Linked DNA regions of Mus musculus: regions 1, 2, 3 and 5 are each linked to region 4. A link is a loop called in an ENCODE intact Hi-C map of the cell type or tissue named here. Cell type or tissue: heart. All regions are shown on one strand.

Evidence for each region. Hi-C counts contacts between places; a loop is a spot of excess contacts. Peaks named below come from ENCODE experiments on the same cell type or tissue, not always from the same donor. Only the 100,000 strongest peaks of a DNase experiment are listed, where the experiment ranks them.
Region 1: it touches region 4 in a loop (3-fold over the local background); 28 of 42 quality-filtered maps call a loop at or near these places.
Region 2: a loop joins it to region 4, with 2.1 times the contacts of the local background. A loop is called at or near these places in 4 of 42 quality-filtered maps.
Region 3: it touches region 4 in a loop (2.9-fold over the local background); 16 of 42 quality-filtered maps call a loop at or near these places.
Region 5: it touches region 4 in a loop (2.5-fold over the local background); 28 of 42 quality-filtered maps call a loop at or near these places.

The regions. Positions count from the first base shown.
Region 1 is chr7:101,836,472-101,840,471 of GRCm38, reverse strand. It overlaps Inppl1 (inositol polyphosphate phosphatase-like 1), which reads left to right and starts at 2,648. Exons shown (of 29, transcript NM_001122739.1): 1 at 2,648-2,751; 2 at 3,521-3,901. The coding sequence starts at 3,720. It overlaps Folr2 (folate receptor 2 (fetal)), which reads left to right. Exons shown (of 5, transcript NM_008035.2): 5 at 11-484. The coding sequence ends at 297. It overlaps Gm10602 (a long non-coding RNA gene), which reads right to left. Exons shown (of 2, transcript XR_003946663.1): 1 at 3,055-4,000; 2 at 1-1,670. In heart, a CTCF peak has its summit at 2,099; DNase peaks (open chromatin) are centred at 2,181, 2,531, 3,601 and 3,701; H3K4me3 peaks cover 2,639 bases; H3K27ac peaks cover 2,710 bases.
Region 2 is chr7:101,766,087-101,770,086 of GRCm38, reverse strand. The region is part of intron 7 of Clpb (ClpB caseinolytic peptidase B); the gene reads right to left. Among named protein-coding and RNA genes, the nearest start is that of Phox2a, 50 kb to the left of the region's middle. In heart, no CTCF peak of the experiment used is centred here; a DNase peak (open chromatin) is centred at 2,436; H3K27ac peaks cover 936 bases.
Region 3 is chr7:101,893,660-101,897,659 of GRCm38, reverse strand. Anapc15 (anaphase promoting complex C subunit 15) reads right to left here and starts at 1,329. Exons shown (of 6, transcript NM_027532.4): 1 at 1,210-1,329. In heart, CTCF peaks have their summits at 1,512 and 1,756 (motif pointing right); DNase peaks (open chromatin) are centred at 959 and 1,339; H3K4me3 peaks cover 2,203 bases; H3K27ac peaks cover 2,212 bases.
Region 4 is chr7:101,677,595-101,681,594 of GRCm38, reverse strand. All of the region lies in intron 2 of Clpb (ClpB caseinolytic peptidase B), which reads right to left. Among named protein-coding and RNA genes, the nearest start is that of Clpb, 16 kb to the right of the region's middle. In heart, a CTCF peak has its summit at 1,824 (motif pointing left); DNase peaks (open chromatin) are centred at 444 and 1,794; H3K27ac peaks cover 397 bases.
Region 5 is chr7:101,821,037-101,825,036 of GRCm38, reverse strand. It overlaps Phox2a (paired-like homeobox 2a), which reads right to left. Exons shown (of 3, transcript NM_008887.2): 3 at 2,311-3,329. The coding sequence ends at 2,892. It overlaps Inppl1 (inositol polyphosphate phosphatase-like 1), which reads left to right. Exons shown (of 29, transcript NM_001122739.1): 27 at 478-1,144; 28 at 1,391-1,524; 29 at 1,634-2,405. The coding sequence ends at 1,724. Among named protein-coding and RNA genes, the nearest start is that of Phox2a, 4.7 kb to the right of the region's middle. In heart, CTCF peaks have their summits at 1,703 (motif pointing left) and 3,381; DNase peaks (open chromatin) are centred at 1,036, 1,466, 2,796, 3,246 and 2 weaker places; H3K4me3 peaks cover 1,656 bases; H3K27ac peaks cover 2,117 bases; H3K27me3 peaks cover 940 bases.

The DNA.
Region 1 (4,000 bases), 160 kb before region 4:
CTGCCTGCAGGCATTAACAAGTGCCCAAACACAGCACCCTGTCACACGTTTGAGTACTACTTCCCGACACCAGCCAGCCTTTGCGAGGGTCTCTGGAGTCACTCCTACAAGGTCAGCAACTACAGCAGAGGGAGTGGCCGCTGCATCCAGATGTGGTTTGACTCAACCCAGGGCAATCCGAATGAGGACGTGGTGAAGTTTTATGCTTCCTTTATGACATCTGGGACTGTGCCCCATGCAGCAGTACTTCTTGTGCCCAGCCTGGCCCCAGTGCTGTCATTATGGCTCCCTGGCTGAGAGGTCAGTCTTCCTCTCTAGATTTCTCCTCTATCTACCCTTGGTCTGGTTCAACTCTTCAAAGAATAAGGAAGTCTTGAGCCTGCTTCCACCCCTCTCCTCTGTCATCCAGTTCCTGATCCATGTTGGGGGTTGGGGTTTCTACAATCATTTTCAATAAATCTATGACACATCTGGGCCTAATGAATTATTGTCACTGTGAGCTTGTGAGTGGGTGGGGACAGATCCTTTCCAGTCAGAGTAAATAGTGTTTCAAAACTCACCATCACTATACAAATGTTCATTGTAAGTTCCCTCCTCCTAGAAGGTGGATGAACCGAGCGTCTGTGCTTCAGTAGCCTGTAGGAATCTAGTTGCTTCTCAAATAACAGGAAGATCCAGGATTTTTAAATTATATCATTCTCAAGCATTATCCCATCATGGGCTGAGAACATAACTCAGTTGGAAGAGTGCTTGCCTGGAGAGCTTGAGTCCAACAAAAACAAAAATACATCTCAGGGGGCTGGAGAGATGGCTCAGTGGTTAAGGCCACTGACTGCTCTTCCAGAGGTTCTGAGTTCAATTCTCAGCAACCACATGGTGGCTCACAACCATCTGTAATGGGATCTGATGTGTCTGAAGACAGCTACATTGTGCTCATATACATTAAATAAATAAATAAAATAATTAAAAAAAAAAACAAAAACAAAACACATTCCCTATTCCCATCATGTGTCTGCTTAGCTCTGTTCTCAGCTTACAAAGGGGAAGCTGGAAACGGGAGTCCAGCAGAGATTCTGGAGAAAGGGGTAAAAATTCACACTGCCTACTATGATATAGATTGACTGGGTTGGGGTCCCTTGGACGAGGATAGTCCATTAGGAAGTCAATCTGGAAGATACAGAAGAAACAAAAGCTTGCATTTCGCCCAGTGCTGTATCCTACTGATGAAGCCAAAGAAACTATTAGTGGCTTCCCAGAGGCAGAAGCACCCTCTAGCCTTCGGCTAAATTGTATTTGTGTTTATTCTGAGTGTGTGCCTAGGTGTGTGGGCTGCATGGATGACTTGGCACAGGTGTGGAAGTCAGAGGACAACATGCAGGAGCTCTCTCCTTCCACCACATGGGTCCCTGGGGTTCAACTCAAAGTCTTCAAACTTGGCAAAAGCGCCTTTACCTGTTAAGCCATCTCACCCCAATGACACAGTCTTTAGCATCGCCGTCCTCTCAGGAAGCTGTAAATATATTGATTTTGGAGGGTCGTGACAGCTTTTCTCCAACTCGTTCTCCTTTCTTTCTTTGAGGCCACATCTCTTATGTAGTCTTGGATGGGCTGGAAGTCTAGACCAAGGAAGCTGGCTTACAACTAGGTAGAGTTCCATTTGCTTCTGCCTCCTGTGGGTCGGGAATACAGGCATAGGAAAGTAAGACCCCACTGCACACCCCCGGGATCTGGGGTGGGCGTCCTCCATTCCCGGCGGGAGGAGCTGGGTACAGATTGGAGGATGTTACTTTATTTAAGCCCTGGCAGGACCAGGAGAAACAGGTAGGTGGGTGGAGGATCTCTGTTTTTGTATTTATCTGTTCTGGAAGGTCCCTACAGACCCGTCACGTCCCAGGCTTTGTTCTAGATGGGTTAAGCCAATGCAAATTGGCTTATCCTCTAAACAGAGGGAAACTCCTCAGGGTTGACCCCAGGCTCGGTCAACAGGTTCAATTTACCAGAGCGAAAGTTCTCTCCCAGGTTAAAGGGATGCTCCTGACAGACTCTAGGAGTTGGTGGTTGTAGGCAAGCGGCTAGAGGCCTGCGCCTTTAAGGAGCCAGGGGGCAGAGGGGCGGGGCAGGAAGAGAAATCCTTGGAGACGCCACCACCATCCAGGTCTTTTTTTAGGGGGGAAATAGGGCGGGCCAAAGCCCTGTTTGGGTTCCGCCCCGTCTTCTCCCGCCGGGTCCCCTTTTCCGCCCCAGGGGTCGGTGGATGGGAGGTCTTAGCAGCCAGAGTCTTAGGAGCTCCCTGCTCGCACCTGGCCCACGGAAGCGCAAGTTTGTTGATTTGGAGGGAGTAGCCGGAGCGGGGGCGGTGCTAATAATACCCGTTCAGTCCCCAGTCGCGCTTTACAGTTTACACAGCTGTCACCTTCGTTACTCCTTAATTAATAATAAAAATAGCCGCCGTCCCGGAGCGCACGCTGCATGCCAGGCCCTGAGCTTTACAGGCAGAGCCCCAATGAGCCCGCCCTCGTAACGTTACCCCAGTTATCGAAAGCGAGAAGCTCGGGCGCACTGAAGAGCCAAGGCTGTCCCGAGGTCACTCTGCGGGCGTGCGGCGGAGACCGGGACGCGGGCGGACGAGGCGGGGCGCGGGCGGGGCGGAAGGCGCGGGGTGCGCGGTGGCGGCGGATGGCCATCTTAAGTGGCCGCGGGGAGTCCAGGGAGGCTTCCCCGGGCTAGGAGTCAACCCGAGTCGCCCTAGAGGTGGGGCCTGCGTTCGGTAGTTGAGGCTCTGAGACTTGAGGGAACTTTTTTTCTAGGTAGTCGAGGGGGTCCTCCTGGTCTGGGACTGCAAAACCTGGGCCTGCGGGTGTGGGGCGTGGTGCCAGGCAATTTGGTGGAGATGGGGGAAGGGTTTTGCCAGGCTGGAGGGCCTGCGGGGACCGGTGCGTGAAAGGCACCTCGAGCGCGCGCGTATGTGTGGGGTGGGGTATCGGATCTCTTTGGGATCTTGTGGGATGTGTCAGGAATCGTTTTGGGGGGTTCAGGTCTGAAGGGGCCTCTGACCTTATAGGAGTTACGAGAACTTGTTCTCTTGGATGTTGTAGTAGTTGTGGATGTCTATCCTGGAGCCTTGCTTTCCGAACCTTGATCCCGCAAGGCTGTGGGGGTGCCGAGTAGAAGAGATGTGTGTAGTAGAATCAGATTTGCATAGGGATTAGGGGTCATCTCATTGCGAATCGTTGGAAGGATTGAATTCACCAGCGAGAACTTGGACTCACAAGTTGTCCCGGAGCGGGTACCGGGGAACTGGATCTTCTTGAGGTGGGGGGACAAAATAATTGTGGGACTTGGGAGGTGCTGGTCTTGCGGGTCCTGTAGGGCTGTCGGAGCATCGTCCTTGCCGAGAGAGGCTGGGGGCAGGGGCGGCCCGGGCTCTGGGCCGAGTGGAGGGGGAGGGGACCGGCCAGCTCCTAGCTCCGTTCCCGCCCCTCCCCCGCCGCCTCTGAACAAACTTTTCTTTCTCTTCAAGTTGAGGCCGGCGCTGCGGGCGGCGGCGGCTGCGCGGAGATCCAGGCGGTTGGCGCGGCCAAGCGTGGAACCCACATACTGGGTTCTCTCGGGCTGGTGGATCCTTAGTCCCGGGACCCGGGCCCAACCTCGACTTCAAGCTTCCCCGGGCGGATGGCGCGGAGCGGCAGGCATCGGCGGCGCTGAGCCCTGCGTGGGCCATGGCCTCAGTGTGTGGGACACCGAGTCCCGGGGGTGCGCTAGGCAGCCCGGCCCCAGCCTGGTATCACCGTGACCTGAGCCGCGCTGCTGCGGAGGAGCTCCTGGCTCGGGCGGGCCGCGATGGCAGCTTCCTGGTGCGAGATAGCGAGAGCGTGGCGGGGGCCTTCGCACTCTGCGTCCTGTGAGTAGGGCGGGCACACGCCGAGTGTTCCTTGGTTGTGGTGGCAATCGTGGTAGTGGGGTGACTGTAGCTGGTGGGGCTGCAGCCCTGTCTCCAGGG
Region 2 (4,000 bases), 88 kb before region 4:
TCATTTATAGAGCAGTGTGGTGGAGATGATGTCTTAAGAGGAGCTTGCTTGGAGTCTTGTCTTCTGCCACTTCCTCCTTGGTTAAGTAAAATACCTATTCCTTTTTCGTCCTGGTTTCTTTACTTCTAAAATGGACAGAGGTTCATGTACTGTCAGCTCCCCATGGAGACAGGGCAATGATTGGGGTGAAAGTAATGGAAATCACCGTGGCAACAATGATGGCACTCAGTGTCTGTCTGTCCGCATTTCACATTTACATTTTTTTTAAAAATGTTTTTCAAGACAGTGTTTCTTGGGGAGCCCAGGCTGGCGGAACTCAGAAATCAGCTCGCCTCTGTCACTTGAGTGCTAGAATTACAGGTGTGAGTCACCACTACCTGGTTCAGTGTCAGCTTTTTAAATATCTCCTTAAACACTGTAATAATGCCAAGTGGTATACAATGCCTCTGTTTCACACAGGAGGAAACTAGGAACTAGCCAAGGGAAATCAATAAAGGGATTTCTTCTACCTGTGCCCTTATATGGGGCAGGAGGCTACAGGTACTAGGCACTAGTTTTTTACCGATCCCTGAGGCTAGCCTCTCACTGGTTTAATGTTTGACGACTAAATTAATTATTTTTTAAAAAGTGAAATACTACATTATCTTTTTTTTCAAATCTTAAGAAATTATTATATGTAGGTTTCTTTTAACCAGTTTTTAAAATTTATTTTATTGTGTATTTATCTCATTTACATTTTCAATGCTATCCCAAAAGTCCCCCACACGCTCCCCCACCCACTCCCCCTAACCAGTTTTTAAAATCTATTTGGAACACTAAACATGATATAAGTAGAAAAAAAATCTCTTATGAAGTCCTCTATGAAAGGAAATTATGATACGTTCCGGATTAGACAGAAACTGTTCCACCTCCAAGGGAGAACATACAGTGTAACTGGTGGCTGTGGCTTCATAGAATGATTGGGTAGTGCTCCTTCTAATTCTTGGTCTTCTTGGGGTTACACAAAGGCAGGCTGATTTTTATCCCCCTTTACAGAGGACAGTGTGTCTGGAAGAGACTCAGTGCTGCAGGTCGTTTCTGCCCCTCTGGGGAAAGGCTGCTGCTGGCCTCTTCGGAGCCCACTGGGGAACCTTCTGCATCTTCTCTGCAAACAAGCACTTGCTGCGTACTTGCCATGCACTGATGTAAGATGAGGGCTCCAGATGGGTGGATGTGCTGGGAGGATGCAGAACATTTGTACCTGGATGCTTGAAGCACAAGGTGTAACAGGGCGTTCTGGGAAGGCCTTGGTATGTGAAAAAAGCAAAGAGTGAAAAGAACTGCCTCTTCTCAACCCAGAGCTCTGCTTCTATCCAGCTGAAGCCCAGGGGCAGCCTGGCTCACAGTTCCTGATAAGTTCTTTTATTTTTAAATTTATTTTTACTTATGGGTGCATGCCATGCATGCAAGAAGCTGGAGGACATATGAGGGTGTCAGACCCTTGAAACTGGAGTTATAGGCAGTGTGAGCCACCCAATGTGGGTGCTGAGATCTGAACTCAGGACCTCTGGAAGAGTCACCAGTGCTCTTAAGTGCTGAGTCACCTGTCCACAGACCTTCCTGGTAAGTCCTTTTTTTTGGGGGTGGGGGTGGGATTTTTTTCTTTTTTGAGACAGGGTTTCTCTGTGTAGCCCTGGCTGTCCTGAAACTAACTCGGTAGACCAGGCTGGCCTTGAACTCAGAAATCTGCCTGCTTCTGCCTCCCTAGTGCTGGGATTAAAGGCATGCGCCACCACTGCCTGGCTCTTGGTAAATTCTAACGGTCTTGTGTGAGAAGAATTTATTCAATGCTGTGGCATCTCCAGGGGAACCAGCCATTTGGAGCAATGCTTGAGGTTGAAAGTCACCTTGTATTAACTAGTAGTGTCAAATGAGCTCTTGTAGCCAGATGGTGGGTGTGAACACCTTTAATCCCAGCACTCTGGAGGCAGAGACAGGTGGATCTCTGTGAGTTCAAGGTCAGCCTGGTCTACAGAGTGAGTTCTAGGACAGCCAGGGCTACACAGAGAAATCCTGTTTTGAAAAAAAAAAAAACAAAAAACCAAAACCAACCAACCAAACCACAACACACACACACACACATACACACACATACACACACACACACACACACACACACACACACAGAGAGAGAGAGAGCAAACAAACAAAGAAAAGAAAAGGAAAGGAAAGAAAAGAAAAAAGAAAAAAGGGCTGCCTTCATTTACCTCTGTACAGCTTTACTCAACCTTTGTACAGCTGGGGCCCAACCCTAGGAAACAGAGTTAACAGGAGTAGGTCCTGATCTCTGAGAGAAAATCACACAAACACAGCAGATACCAAACCACTCATGTAATGAGAGGTGTTCACAAGAAGCCCAGGGAACGGGCCTGAGAATGGGAAGCTATTCTGGGAAGGGCACGTGGGCAGGCCCTGCTGCGGAAGTGCAGTGGAAGGAGAGTTGTGTGAGGCAGGGCAGCGGATTCAGAGAATCTGCTGGAACCTGGGGCAATGTCTGTGAGGCCCATGTCCTTACACAGACACAGTTCTGAAGCTCCCAGGCATGTGCAGGCTCATCTATTGCCCACCCAGGAGATCAAAGGTGAAGGAATATGATGTAATTAACGACCTCATTGAGTTCCCTTTCAGTATGTTGTGAGCTACCAGAGGACAAGTGGTCATAGCACCTAAGTGAATTTTATAAACTACTTCAATGGGGATAACACAAACATGTCTGGCCTCTCACAACGAACCTCAATTGCTCCTGAATTGGGTTAGGCAGTGGTAGGGCTGGGGTCGAACCATGTTACAGGAAGGCCTGAAGAACTATAGGCTGATAGGGTGGCAGTGGCAGACTCAGATAGGAAGGCAAAGGTAGGCTGTTGTGGTTGGTGTGAATGTAGCGAGCAGGGGCAGCAACGCAGGCTGGCAGCCACCATGGCAGTAGGTCCTTTATGCCATGTTAGGACAAGGACCATTCGAAGGCTTCAACAAGGCAGTAATATTAGATTTGTGCTTTCTTTTCTCTTTTTACAGATTTATTTATGTGCACTGGTGTTTTGCCTGTATGTATATCTGTGTGAGGGTGTCAGATCCTCTCTAACTGGAGTTACAGACAGTTGTGAGCTGCCAAGGGGGTACCAGGAATTGAACTGGGGACCTCTGGAAGAGCAGCCAGTGCTCTTAAACACTGAGCCATCTGTGTTCTAAAGATCACTGCCCCAGCAGGAATACTAAGGGAAGGAAAGGAGGCCACTGCATGGCCAGTATCAGCATGTGATGGTTGGTTCTGTCAGCTTGACAGGTTCTAGACTCACCTAGGGGACAAGACTCTGGCCATGCCTGTGTGAGAGATCATCTACACTAGGTTAACTGTAGTGGGAAGACCCACCTCATCTGGGTGGCACCATTTCATGGGCAAGGGTCTCAGACTCAATAAAAGGAAGAAGTGAGCTAATACCAGCATTAACTACTCTATTCTGCCAAATGTATGAAGGTCCTGTCACCAAGATACCCTGCTATTATGAACTATATTCTTGAACTGTGAGTCCAAATAAAACCTTTTTTCTTTACATTTGCTTCTTGTAAGATATTTTCTCGCAGTAGTGAGGTAAGTAAATGTACAGGAAAAAGAAGAGAGACTAGGTTTGAGAACCACAGAAGATAATGACAGAACTTGATACCTGAACTGTATGGGGTGAAAGGAAGGATGGCAGAGCCAAGGAAATGTGCATGTTTCTATCTAGGAGTGCTGTGACTGGAGGCCTAGTTCTGCACATGCTAACCAGACAGCCTTTTTGAGGTGAGTGGAACTTGTACTTGGCTCCCAGAAAGTCTGACAGCTTGGACTGACATCTTTCATCACTTGCCCAAGACCAGCTCTGGGTTCTGGAAGGAGAAACTCACTTTCCAATACCCTTGTGATAGGTAGGCTGGCCTTGTGGGTCACGTGACCCTAACAGCCGAGCACAGCCATGGAGAT
Region 3 (4,000 bases), 220 kb before region 4:
CTGTATGTTGCTTAAAGAGAGAAGAGACTGGGAGCCAGAGATGGAATGTGGCATTGTGATTATGCACAAGATTAGCAATAGCAGAGATCTAGTAAAATTCATTTTAAATACACACACACACACGCACCACAAAACTTATTTTTTGCTCTTTTGATTCATGTCACATCCAACCAGTGCAAAATGGTGTGGACATGAACCACCTCTCTCACCAACCAGTCAAACTGCAGTACACACAACCAAGGATAAAAGAAATTCTCAGAGGGATGAGTAAATAACAAACAAATGAAGAATGAACTAACATGGAAGAGAACAAAATCAACTCTGTGGGCTGAAGCTGCTGACCAGGAAGGTCACCAAGAAGCTGAACTAAAACGCCCTGGCTCACAAACCCAGTGACATGTAGAGCTTGACTTTGGCCACACACTCGATGGGGGCTTAAATCCTACGCAAGGCAGGGATCCTGGCCCAGCACTGTAGGAAGGGCACAGGAAAAAATAGAGTTGGTGTCTACCTTGGTGTTTCCCCCTATTTTTAGTAAATGAAACAGGGTTACAATATTTAGCCCTGACTGTCGTGGAATTCTCTATATAGACCAGGCTAGTCCCAAACTCACAGAGCTCCGCATGCCTCAGCCCCCGGATGCTGGGATTAAAGGCGTATACCAGCCCCCACACCCGGCCCTACTCTAGCTTTTGTTCCAACTTAATTTGACCCACGCAGAACTAGACGCTGTCATTCCCTAGACCAAAGCCCCCCCAGGTCCGTGTGATGGGGGAAAAAAAAAAAGGCGCGTCCACCACGATCCCGAAAGCACTGACAGATTTTATATACTAAAATTCTACCCACCACCGCCCATTCTTTGCTCATTATGATAATGACTGCGAGATTGACCAACAGGAAGGAGGCAGGGGCGGGTCTCCGTCAGGATTTTGACCTTATAGGGATGCTAATCGCAAAATGCGCGCGGCCTGGCCGAAGCCAATTAACTGCAAGAAATGCTGGGTGACAGGAAGTGAAACCAATGCATGACGGACCATGTGCGATGGGTGGGGCTTAGACTCTAGGAAACGGCCAGTGAGCAGGATGTCTTTAAGAGTAAAAATGGGGAAAATGAACTGCTAGGGAAGCGAGTCAAAGGAACTGGGTTTCTCTGGAAGCCGGAAGAAAGAACAAGCAAGGAAACGGCAGCAGTCTCGTTTCCGCACTTACCGCGCCAAGAGCCGGCAGCCGGCGGCGACCCGGAAGCGTTTCCCCAGGTCTGAGCGGAAGAACCCACCAGAATCCGGGACTCACTAACGCATGCGTCTTGCGTCTCCTTTTGTTTCCCGCTTCAACACCGAGCCGGAAGTGATGTTGATGTACTTTAGTTACGTACTAGTTGGGGGAGGACCCTCGCTTGCCCCGCCTACCTGTCAGCTCCTCCTTGAATCTCCAGCGGCAGGGTTTCTCCAGGCTAGCCCCTCGCCTGCGTTCGACTAGTCCCGCCCTCCTGCCACTCGGCGGTGTTTGCGTGTTAATCTCCTCGAAATAGTATGGTTTCCAGAAATGTTCGCTTGTGTGGATGCCGTGTGTGCTGCTGCGTTCCAAGAAACATCTGTTTCTTCCCTTCTGTTCTCTCAGACTCGGTTTTCTGTTTGAACCCTTCTCCTCCTCCTCCTCCTCCTCCTCCTCCTCCTCCTCCTCCTCCTCCAACTCCTCCAAGATCTATTTATTATATGTAAGTACACTGTAATTGTTTTTCAGACGCACCAGAAGAGGGCATCAAATCTCGTTACGGATGGTTGTGAGCCACCATGTTGCTGGGATTTGAACTCGGGACTTTTGGAAGAGAAGTCAATGCTTTTAAGCGCTGAACCATCTCACCAGCCCCTCTTTTCTTCTTTTTTAATTTTGGTTTCTCGAGACAGGGAACTCAGAAATCCACCTGCCTCTGCCTCTGCCTCTGCCTCTGCCTCTGCCTCTGCCTCTGCCTCTCTGCCTCCCAAATGCTGGGATGAAAGGCATTCGCCAGCACTGCCCGGCATCCATTCTTTTCTTTCTGAGAGGATACCTTGAACATGCTAGACAAGCCTCTGTCATGGAACTACATCATATTCATAATATTTACTTTTCTTTTTTGAGACAAGGTTTCATTGCGTATTCCTAACTGGCCTGAAATTCACTATCTAGACCAGGTTGGCTTCGAAGTCTTCCTGTTGGTATTAAAGCTGTGTAACACCACGCTGGCCTCTTTTTTATCTATTTAAAATTTTATCTTATGTATATGTGTGTTTGAACATCGTGTGTGTGTGTGTGTGTGTGTGTGTGTGTGTGTGTATGCATGTGTATGTATGTGTAGGCCCAAGAGTGATGCTGGGAATTTTCCTCAATTGCTCTTCTATCTTATTCTTATTCAATACCACAAGTCCCTGCTATCGCTGGTCTGACTATCCAGGTTCTCTGAGAATTCTCTGTCTTTACAGAAATTACAGGCTGGTTGCCATAACCATCCAGCAATCATGTGGGTTCTGAGGACCCAAACACCAATCCTGGCTTCTTTTACAACAAGCACTTTAACCCCTAAGGTATCTCCCCAGGCCTGTACATTCTTTGTCTACGCTGTTTCTTCTGTAACTAGCATGATAATCTGCCTGGTTTTCCTCCTGTTCTTGGCTCTGGTGAAGAGTGATGAGATAGAACTGTTCAAGAGGTTCCGTATGTGCTTCCTATCAAATCTGATTGTATGGCCCAAGAGGTCAGCTTCAGCTTCAAACGTTTTCAAACGTTAGCAAGCTCTGCTTATTAAAATTGTAGCACTCAGGGACCTGAGACAAGAGGATGTGAAGTTCAAGATTAGACTGGGCTATGTAGCAAGCTCAATGCCAGCCTGAAATGTATAAGCCCCTGTCTCTCACAAAAACAGGTGCAAATTTTAAAAATAAAAATAACGGACAGTGAGATAGTTCAGTGGGTAGAGGCACTTGCTAACAAACCAAGGACCCAACTTCAATCCCTGGACCCACATGGTAGAAAGAGAAAGCTGCCTCTCACAAGTTGTCTTGTGACCTGCATGTGCACACTGTAGCAGTTCTCTGCTGCCTTGCACACCAAATAAATGTGCATCAGAAAAAAATTGTTAACTAGATGTAGTGACAATGTTGGTTTCTTTAAAAACACAGAAATATTGTAAGAATCTTTTCCTGGGGTTTGCAAGTATGGCATCTTGGAAGGTGAAGCGGCACATGCCCCGCCCCCACGCCCAACCCCCAGCATTTAGAAGGCAGAGGTAAGAGAATATCTGTGAATTATAGGCCAGCAAGGCTACATAAAGAGACCCTGTCCCAAAATAGAAAATAAATGAACCCACAAAACCAAATATATGTGCATCACTTCTGAGCAGTGAATATACATCAGTGAACAAATAGACCCTCCTGTGGTGGCAGCTTTTGTTCCAGTGAGAGAAACAATAAAGAAGTTACAAATAATATAAATAACAGTTTTAAGATCGGAGTAAATACTTAGAATAAAATATTGTAGGTAGGGGGTTGGGATTTAGTTCAATGATAAAACCTAGGTTGGTCCTCTGCTCCAGAAAAACAGAATTTATAGGCGTAATATTTTAGGGGGTGGGGACAAGAAAATCAATGGGATAGCAACTTTTGAGTAGTTGGGGAGTGGGAAGGGAAGAAGTGAAGGAGAAAAAAGGGGTAGATAGGAGCCGGGCGTGGTGGCACACACCTTTAATCCTAGCACTCAGGAGGCAGAGGAAGGCAGATTTCTGAGTTCAAGGTCAGCCTGGTCTACAAAGTGAGTTCCAGGGCAGCCTGAGCTATACAGAGAAACCCTGTCTTGAAAAAAAAAGGGGGGGGGTAGATAGAAGATAGTAGATGGATGAATAGATATATAGATAGATAAGTAGGTAGGTAGGTAGGTATATAGGTAGGCAGGTAGGTAAATGGATAGAGACCAAGCACCTCATGTCAAAGCCCTAGAAGGGTTTCAGCACAGTGTCCTATGTAAT
Region 4 (4,000 bases):
TTGCCTATTTAAATTGAGCACCAGCCTCTTAGGCTCAGCTCAGACCCTCTCCTCAAGGAAGCCCTCCAGGTGCCTTTGTTTTCACTCTTACACCTGGCAACCTCAGGAAAGCAAGTGAATAATGAGAGAATGGAGACTGGTATATGCAAAGCACCCACAACTCAGATGAGTGAATCTGCACACTTCATCCTGAGCCTTTCCTACTAGTTAGTTTCAGTGTTTTGGAAGGTAATGACTGCCCTGCAGAATCAACAGCCCAATCTTTAAACACACAGATGAGCTGCTTCACCAAGCCTCTCTGGGAAAGGACGGAACCAGATAGGAGCCTGACTCTACCTCTACCTCTGCCTCTGCCTGGCTGTGTGCTGTGGACAGGTCTTTTTAGAGCCTCTCTCATCTTACCTCCTTGGCCTGTCAGAGCCTCCTAACAAGAGTGGCCATATGACCACGGGAGGTGTGAGGGTGCAGGATGTTCTGCAATGGTAGCTGCTACTACACTATCTGTTCAAATGTTAAAGGCAAATGGTGAAGAATTTATCTGCAACCAAAATGACATTCGCTGGTCTAACTAAAGCTCAATGCTGGGTGGCCACTCTTTGTCCTATTCTTTGCAGACACCTGTTATGTATTAATGTGCGATTGCTATTTTTAAACTGTTAAACTTAGAAACCAGTTACAAAATTAGCACCAAAAAACCTTCACAGGTCCTTGACTTGGACCTACTTTAAACTCTGATTAATTTGGTTCCTATTTCTAATACATTTTACTTGCCCATGTGAGAATTAATTACAGACATTATGCCCCTTATCTCCAAATACTGTGGCATGTATTTCCTAGTACAAGGACGGACTTCTACAGAACCACCAGTCATAATGGCCAAAGTCTCAATGTGGCAAAGATTCAACCAAGTGCAGATCAAAAATAGAAAGAAACTCAGAAACTAAAAATCCCCTGCATCTATATTGAACATAACAGACATTTTTGTTGTCATTATTTCTAAAAAACAAAACAGAGTACAGCAACCCAGAGATGATTTAAGTGCACAAGGATATATATGTAGGCTTTCTGGAAATACTAGGACATAATATATAAAAGGCCTGAGCATGGAGGATCCTGACCCACTGATAGCACAGGCTGAGCATCTACCTCACATTCTGCCTATGGTCAAATGTCTCCCGTTATCCTAACAGTTTTCACAGTATTGTGATCCAGACGTAAGACAGAATCAATATAAAGATCAAACACTGTGTGTCTTCACTTCACCTGCAAGAGTTCTTCAACCTTTCTGTGACCTTCATGTTATTGGCATGTTTTGCATTGTAAGGCCAGTTCCTGTGTCTCCCTTTCAGCCTCGAGGTACCACTTCCTCCACTCATCAGCACCGTGTGAGCTCTTCCTGAGGACTGATGACTGCAGGGCTGAGCGGGTACTGATCCAGACCTCCAAGGCAGCCGTTGAACAAATGCATACTTGGCAAACAGCTAAGACAGAAGCAAGAACCCTGGAGGCCAGCGCCATGCGAGCAATGGTCAGGGCAACAGGGCAACAGGAATGACTTTATGGATGCAGAGTTCTTCTGTTAGAAGGGAAAAGCAGAGCATGGATTCCTCTAATAACCCCCTGGGGGTCCGCTAAAGCAAACACCTCTGCATCCTCAGGGAGCTGTGCCTGGCTGAGACTGGATAAATCACGAACATACAACCTGAAAAGGCAAAGAGCAACCCAGGACACTGCCATGTGGGCACCTAGGCCCTGTCACAGCCTTCGGGACTGCGGTCCAGGCAGTTGAGGTGTGGGAAAGGGCTATGGGCGCCACCTACTGGCCCCAAGGCAGGCCTCTAGGCTGCAGCCGAGGGCAGCTGGGTGCTTGCCTGCCTGGAAGCTTGTTACAATTAGCAATAAGAAGCAGTAGTGGGTCCGGCTCCTCAAACTCACTGACAACCACACAACTACTGCCAAGCCACATGAGACTTTCAGTGAGGAACCAGAATACCTGTCCCCACCAACGGGGGACAAAATACAAAACAGTTCTCCAAAGCCATCCATCCTCTGTACTGGGGACTAAGGGATGCAATGGACCAGTCACAGACCTTGTTCACACAGAGAGCACTCAGTCTGAGTTTGGAGAACAGGTCCCTTCACCCCCAGTAATGCATTATCATGGGTCCTCTGAGATGTTTGCACAGGAAAGCCAAAATAACATGTTGGCTCTTTGTATCTGGCAAACTCTTGAATGAAGTTTTTGGTTTTTTCCAGTACTGGAGATTGAACTCTGGGCCTCCTGCATGATATAGAAATAGCATGGCTTCCTCCTCCTCCTCTTCTTTATTATAAGTGTGTGTCTGTCTGAGTTTATGAGCTTACAGGATGTACAGATGTCTGGTGTGGGTGCTTGGAACTAGACTCAGGTCCTTTAGAAAGTAGCAGCACTCAACTGTTGAGCCATCTCTACTCGAGCCACTTCCCAACATCCTCCCCACTCTTTTTTTTTTTTAATTTTTGAGACAGGGTTCCTCTGTGTAGCCCTGGCTGTCCTACAATTTGCTCTCCAGACCAGAGGTGATCTCAAACTCACAGAGATCTACCTGCCTGTGTCTGTGCCTCCTGAATGCTGGAATTAAAGGTGTACACCATCACTACCCAACCCTCCCAAATATTTTTAACTTTCAAAAAGTTGCCCAAGCTGCCTATGAACTCACCCAGGTCTCTATGAACTCACTCAGGCAGGTCTTGAACTTGTGATCCTCCTGCCTCAGTGTCCTAGTGACTTCAGATGCCACGGCAGTGGGCGGCTGCCTAGAATTGTAGCCCTACTCACTCTGTGCTTCCCACAGCACACAGCCTGTTCTTCTGCACTTGGCACTGGACAGCATACCCTAGCTCTCTGATAGGACTATAGCTGACAGAAAATGATAAAGAAAAAGCCTCCAAGGAGCAGGTGATCCATTAGAGGCTTCTCCCCTAGAAAATGGGAGAGAGAGAGAGAGAGAGAGAGAGAGAGAGATAGAGAGAGAGAGAGAGAGAGAGAGACTTCTAGTCTCAGCATAAGAACAGCTGCAGATCACCTTATTTCTCGCCATAGCAGTCTCCCCACAACCTCCGACTTCACACACCTATAAGCAGTGTCTTCAGTGGCTGTGCCTTTGCTTCAAACCAAGCTAAGCAAACAGATGCAGTCAAATGTTTACAAAGTGCAAGTAGTCCTGATCCTCAGCTTGATCAAAGCTTAACAGACTGTAGAATACAATGAGACTGAGGCAAGAAAGCGGCCACATTAACAGAAGCACAGCATCTCTACTAAGGGCTGCCTTGCCCTCATAACAGTAATGCCGCACTGGAACTCAGAGAGGACAACAAAAGTTCATGGCCTTTCCATCATAAAATGGCCAGGATATGGCAACTTGAAACCATAGCTTAGGGAGCCAGCCTTGGGTAGACGGACATAAACTCCTAATATTTATTTCCTAGTACTACTATCTCATCATTTAAAGATCTGAACAAAGAAAGGGAGCCCGGTGAGGAGCCCTAGAGGACAGATCTGGGACCACACTGAAGGACGGATGAGCAGGTTGTGGCAACCCGCTGTGCCAAGTGTTATGGGAACTCCACCCATTTCATCATGGAAATAGTTACTTTGGGAAAAATGATCCAAAGAACAAAGAGATTAATGCAGCTGGAAAAAAATGTAAAGGGCAAGTTGGCCTTGTTCATAATAATATAACTGTTGATCATTTTCACACTGTGAAGGCATGTCTGTCAACTGACGGATAGATTAATCAAAATGTGTTTACTGTACATGGAATGTTATTCGGTTTTTAAAAGGCTTGAAGTATTGACAATGTGCTATAACACATGTGAACCTTGGAAAGTTAAGCTAAGCTGAAGAAGCCAGATACAAAATTCAGATTGTGAGATCTCATTCACATAAGTGTCCAGAATGGGCAAATCCACAGACAGGAAACAGACTAGTGGTTGCCAGGAGCGTGGGCTGGAAGGATGG
Region 5 (4,000 bases), 140 kb before region 4:
TTGCAGAGGATTCTCTCCTGGACGCTTTTCTGACCTCTAGTCGCCCTTCTTAGGCTGCTATCACCCGTTTGAGGTCATGTTTCTTTTTTTTTTAAAGATTTATTTATTCATTATATGTAAGTACACTGTAGCTGTCTTCAGACGCTCTCGTTACGGATGGTTGTGAGCCACCATGTGGTTGCTGGGATTTGAACTCCGGACCTTCGGAAGAGCAGTCGGGTGCTCTTACCCACTGAGCCATCTCACCAGCCCGAGGTCACGTTTCTGTTATAAGGTTTCCATTATAAGAACGGAGAGAGAATGTAAGTGGGGAAAGGAGGTAGGGTTTTACCTTTGCCTTAAGGGCTTGGAGAGAGCAAGTGACTTACTCAAGGTCAAGTGCCAGTCTGGGAGCAGGGCAGGCCCTTGTCATTTCTCCCCAGCTCTCTCCCCTGCACCCACTGCCCTTACCTTGAGTCCTTTCTGTTCCCCATCCAGGCTGAAGTCAGAAGGGACATCTGAGCAGGAAGGAGTAGCAGCCCCCCCACCCAAGAACAGCTTCAATAACCCTGCCTACTACGTCCTTGAAGGGGTCCCACATCAGCTGCTGCCCCTGGAGCCACCCTCACTTGCCAGGGCCCCTCTCCCACCTGCCACCAAGAACAAAGTGGCCATCACAGTGCCTGCTCCTCAGCTTGGGCGCCACCGGACCCCTCGTGTGGGGGAGGGAAGCTCATCAGATGAGGACTCTGGGGGCACGCTGCCTCCTCCAGATTTCCCACCTCCACCACTGCCAGACTCAGCCATCTTCCTGCCCCCTAACCTGGATCCTTTGTCAATGCCAGTGGTCAGGGGCCGAAGTGGGGGTGAGGCCCGTGGCCCACCACCTCCCAAGGCCCATCCAAGACCACCACTACCGCCAGGCACCTCACCTGCCAGTACTTTTTTGGGAGAGGTCGCAAGTGGGGATGACCGGTCTTGTTCGGTACTGCAAATGGCCAAAACACTCAGTGAGGTAGATTATGCTCCAGGGCCTGGACGCTCAGCACTCCTCCCCAACCCCTTGGAATTGCAGCCTCCCCGAGGGCCCTCGGACTATGGCCGGCCCCTCAGCTTCCCTCCACCCCGCATCCGGGAGAGCATCCAAGAAGACTTGGCAGAGGAGGTGTGTTAGACCGGAGCTAACTGGTTATGTGTACCTGATAGGTGTTCCTTTATTCTTCCACTCAGAACTCACTGGTGTCTACAGCCCCCTTTGCTTGTAGCTGGATAATGTGCCTTTTGGGGGACACATGGATCAGTTCCATCCCTTGCCTCATTCCCCTTCAGAGCATGGGTAGAATGTGGCTGTTTGCATGTGTTTCTGTGAGGAGCCCTTAGTTCTACCCCCTAACATGCCCTATTCCTTTAGGCTCCGTGCCCGCAGGGCGGGCGGGCCAGCGGGCTGGGAGAGGCGGGCATGGGTGCCTGGCTGCGGGCCATCGGCTTGGAGCGCTATGAGGAGGGCCTGGTGCACAATGGCTGGGACGACCTGGAGTTTCTCAGGTGGGGGCGGGGCTGGAGGTGGATAGGGCGGGGTGTGTGGCCGCAAGGGTGGGGTTTCGGGCCCTTTAGGACCTCCTAGCCCATCTCCCAGCCTCTCTTATTCCTGCAGTGACATCACTGAGGAAGACCTTGAGGAAGCTGGGGTGCAGGATCCTGCTCACAAGCGCCTTCTTCTGGACACCTTGCAGCTCAGCAAATGATTGCAGAGGTGCTGCCCAGCTGCAAAAGCGGAGCTGGATGGGCACGTGCAACCAGGGGTTGAAAGTTCGGAGCGGTGTGGCCGTGCATCTCTATTTATTGGGGATCAGAGTTCCCTACTGCCCAGTTGTTTGGGACATTCTAGTTAAAACATCGTGCTCCCCAGCTCCCCACCTAGCTTTTAGGCCCGGGGGGGGGGGGGTGCGCAGGGGGAGGTTAGTAGCCTGTGGTGATTGTGAAGATCGGTGGTTACGCTGGTGCAGACACCTCCTTGCCTCAGGGTTGTGCGTGGGGCACACCTGAGTCCTCACTTCCACTGATGTTTTCACCTCCCTCCCACGGGCCTGAACCACAGAGGAAGAGTTCCTTACAGCTCCTACTCTGGGGACATCCATCCGTCCGGAAATGAAGGAAGAGCCCAGGACCGGGCCGGACTTATTTAAGTTTTTCTGTGTGGGTTTTGGGAAGGGAGGGCACGTTAATTTTATTGGGGTGGGGCAGGACCTCGGCCATAAAATGCCAAATTGGCGTCAGAGGACAGTGCTGCAGTTTATCCCACCTTGGGCACTCAGAAAGGTGGTCGGCTTGTTGTCTTCAATAAATTAAGTTTTATTTGGATTGAGCAAAATCACCTTAATAAATTACACGTTTTTCAAAGAAAAAATAAAGGAAAAGGAAAACCATTTTGTTCCGTTCCCCGACGGCTCTTCCCCTCTAGTGTCTAACCTCTGCGCCATACTGGCTAGGGATGGGAGGTGACTCGTTAAGGGTGGGATTGGCGGTGGGACTCTTCAGGTTGCTTGATTTCAAGGAATGAGTGGCCCAGCTAGCTGAAAAGTCTAGGAGCTGTTGGCTCGGCTTCTTAGGACCCTTTATGATTGGGCACTGAGTGAGGGACAGGTGTAATTTGATCCCTGTTCCTAAGAAAGCCTAGCAAGAAAGGGCTTCCGGCCGCCCTGAAGGGGCGGCACGGTGATTAGTACTCCAGACCAGAGTGGCCCTGGCTTGTTTTACCACGAAGGGGGGCCAGGTCTAGGGATCAGACACTGGGTAGTGGGGACGACGGGGAGTTTCCAGGCAGGCTGCCGGGATAGGGAGGGATAATGCCAGGTCCAGAAGGGGAGGGGTGTCTCTCTCGGGGCAGGCTGGTTGCCTACAGACGCCCGCGGCTAGAAGAGGTTTGTCTTCAGGGCGGGGCCGGGCTTCCGGTGAAAGGAGGACAGAACTCCAGAGAAGGGACCTGGCCCGGGTTCCGCCGGCTGCCAGGCCTTAAGCAGCTCCGCTGCGCCCGTGCCGGGGCCGCCACCTCCACCGCCCGCCACCCCTGCCCACAACGCTCCCTTGAGCGGCTGGGGCCCGGGCCCGGAGCCCAGCGCGGCGGGCAGAGGGCTGGGGCTCAGACGCGGGCTGGCCAGGCTGGGTGCAGGCGGCGGCGGCAGCGACGCGGTGCTGTCGGGCGTGGGGCTGCACGTGGACTCCTTGGAGTCGTCGTCCTCCGACGAGCAACGCGCCTCGCCCTTTTTGGCGCCCGTCGCTCCCGCCGCGCCTTTGGCGCTGGCCGCGCGCTCCTGTTTGCGGAACTTGGCCCGGCGGTTCTGGAACCAGACCTGTAGGCACAGGGGCCAGTTAGCCCAGAGGACGGTCACACGGGACACCTCTGTCCCAGGCCGCTAGGAGCGTGTAAGACCTCCGACCAGATCTACAGACTTCCACCCTCCACTGCTCCACTCGGCGCCACTTCCATTCTTCCCGTCTTTGGTGCCCCAACAGGCCCTTGGGTTTTTGTCCTTAGGATCTGCTCACTCCTCCACACACACAGCCCATGGCTTCCCTGCATTTTGGTTTCTTGGAGGGAGCTCTAGTCAATCTTATTACCCTAGCCCTTCTATTTAGGAAGCTGGGGCATCCCACTTGGAGCATCCTAGGACCCTAGGGGCGCTAGGGGGACCATTTGTACAGGGTCCCCCTGTCAAAACGGGGCAGCCGGATTTGTATACCCAGGTTTTTCTCGGCCGACCTGCAGCCGTCCCAGACTTAAACTTTCCTAATCAGGAGTCAGTCGTCTGACTCAGGTACATCATCTAGAAGTACTCATTGGCCTGGTCAACTCAGCCGACTTGCTTCCTAGCTTCAGGGTAAAAATTCATAAACCCCCGATTTAGCGAGGGGAAATGTAGGAATATGGAGTTGGAGGCAAATTGTAGCGACCCTGCTCCGGTCTTTTAAGACCCCACGTTCCAGCCCCGCTGTCTCCCTTGGCTGCTCAGCCACACCCGTA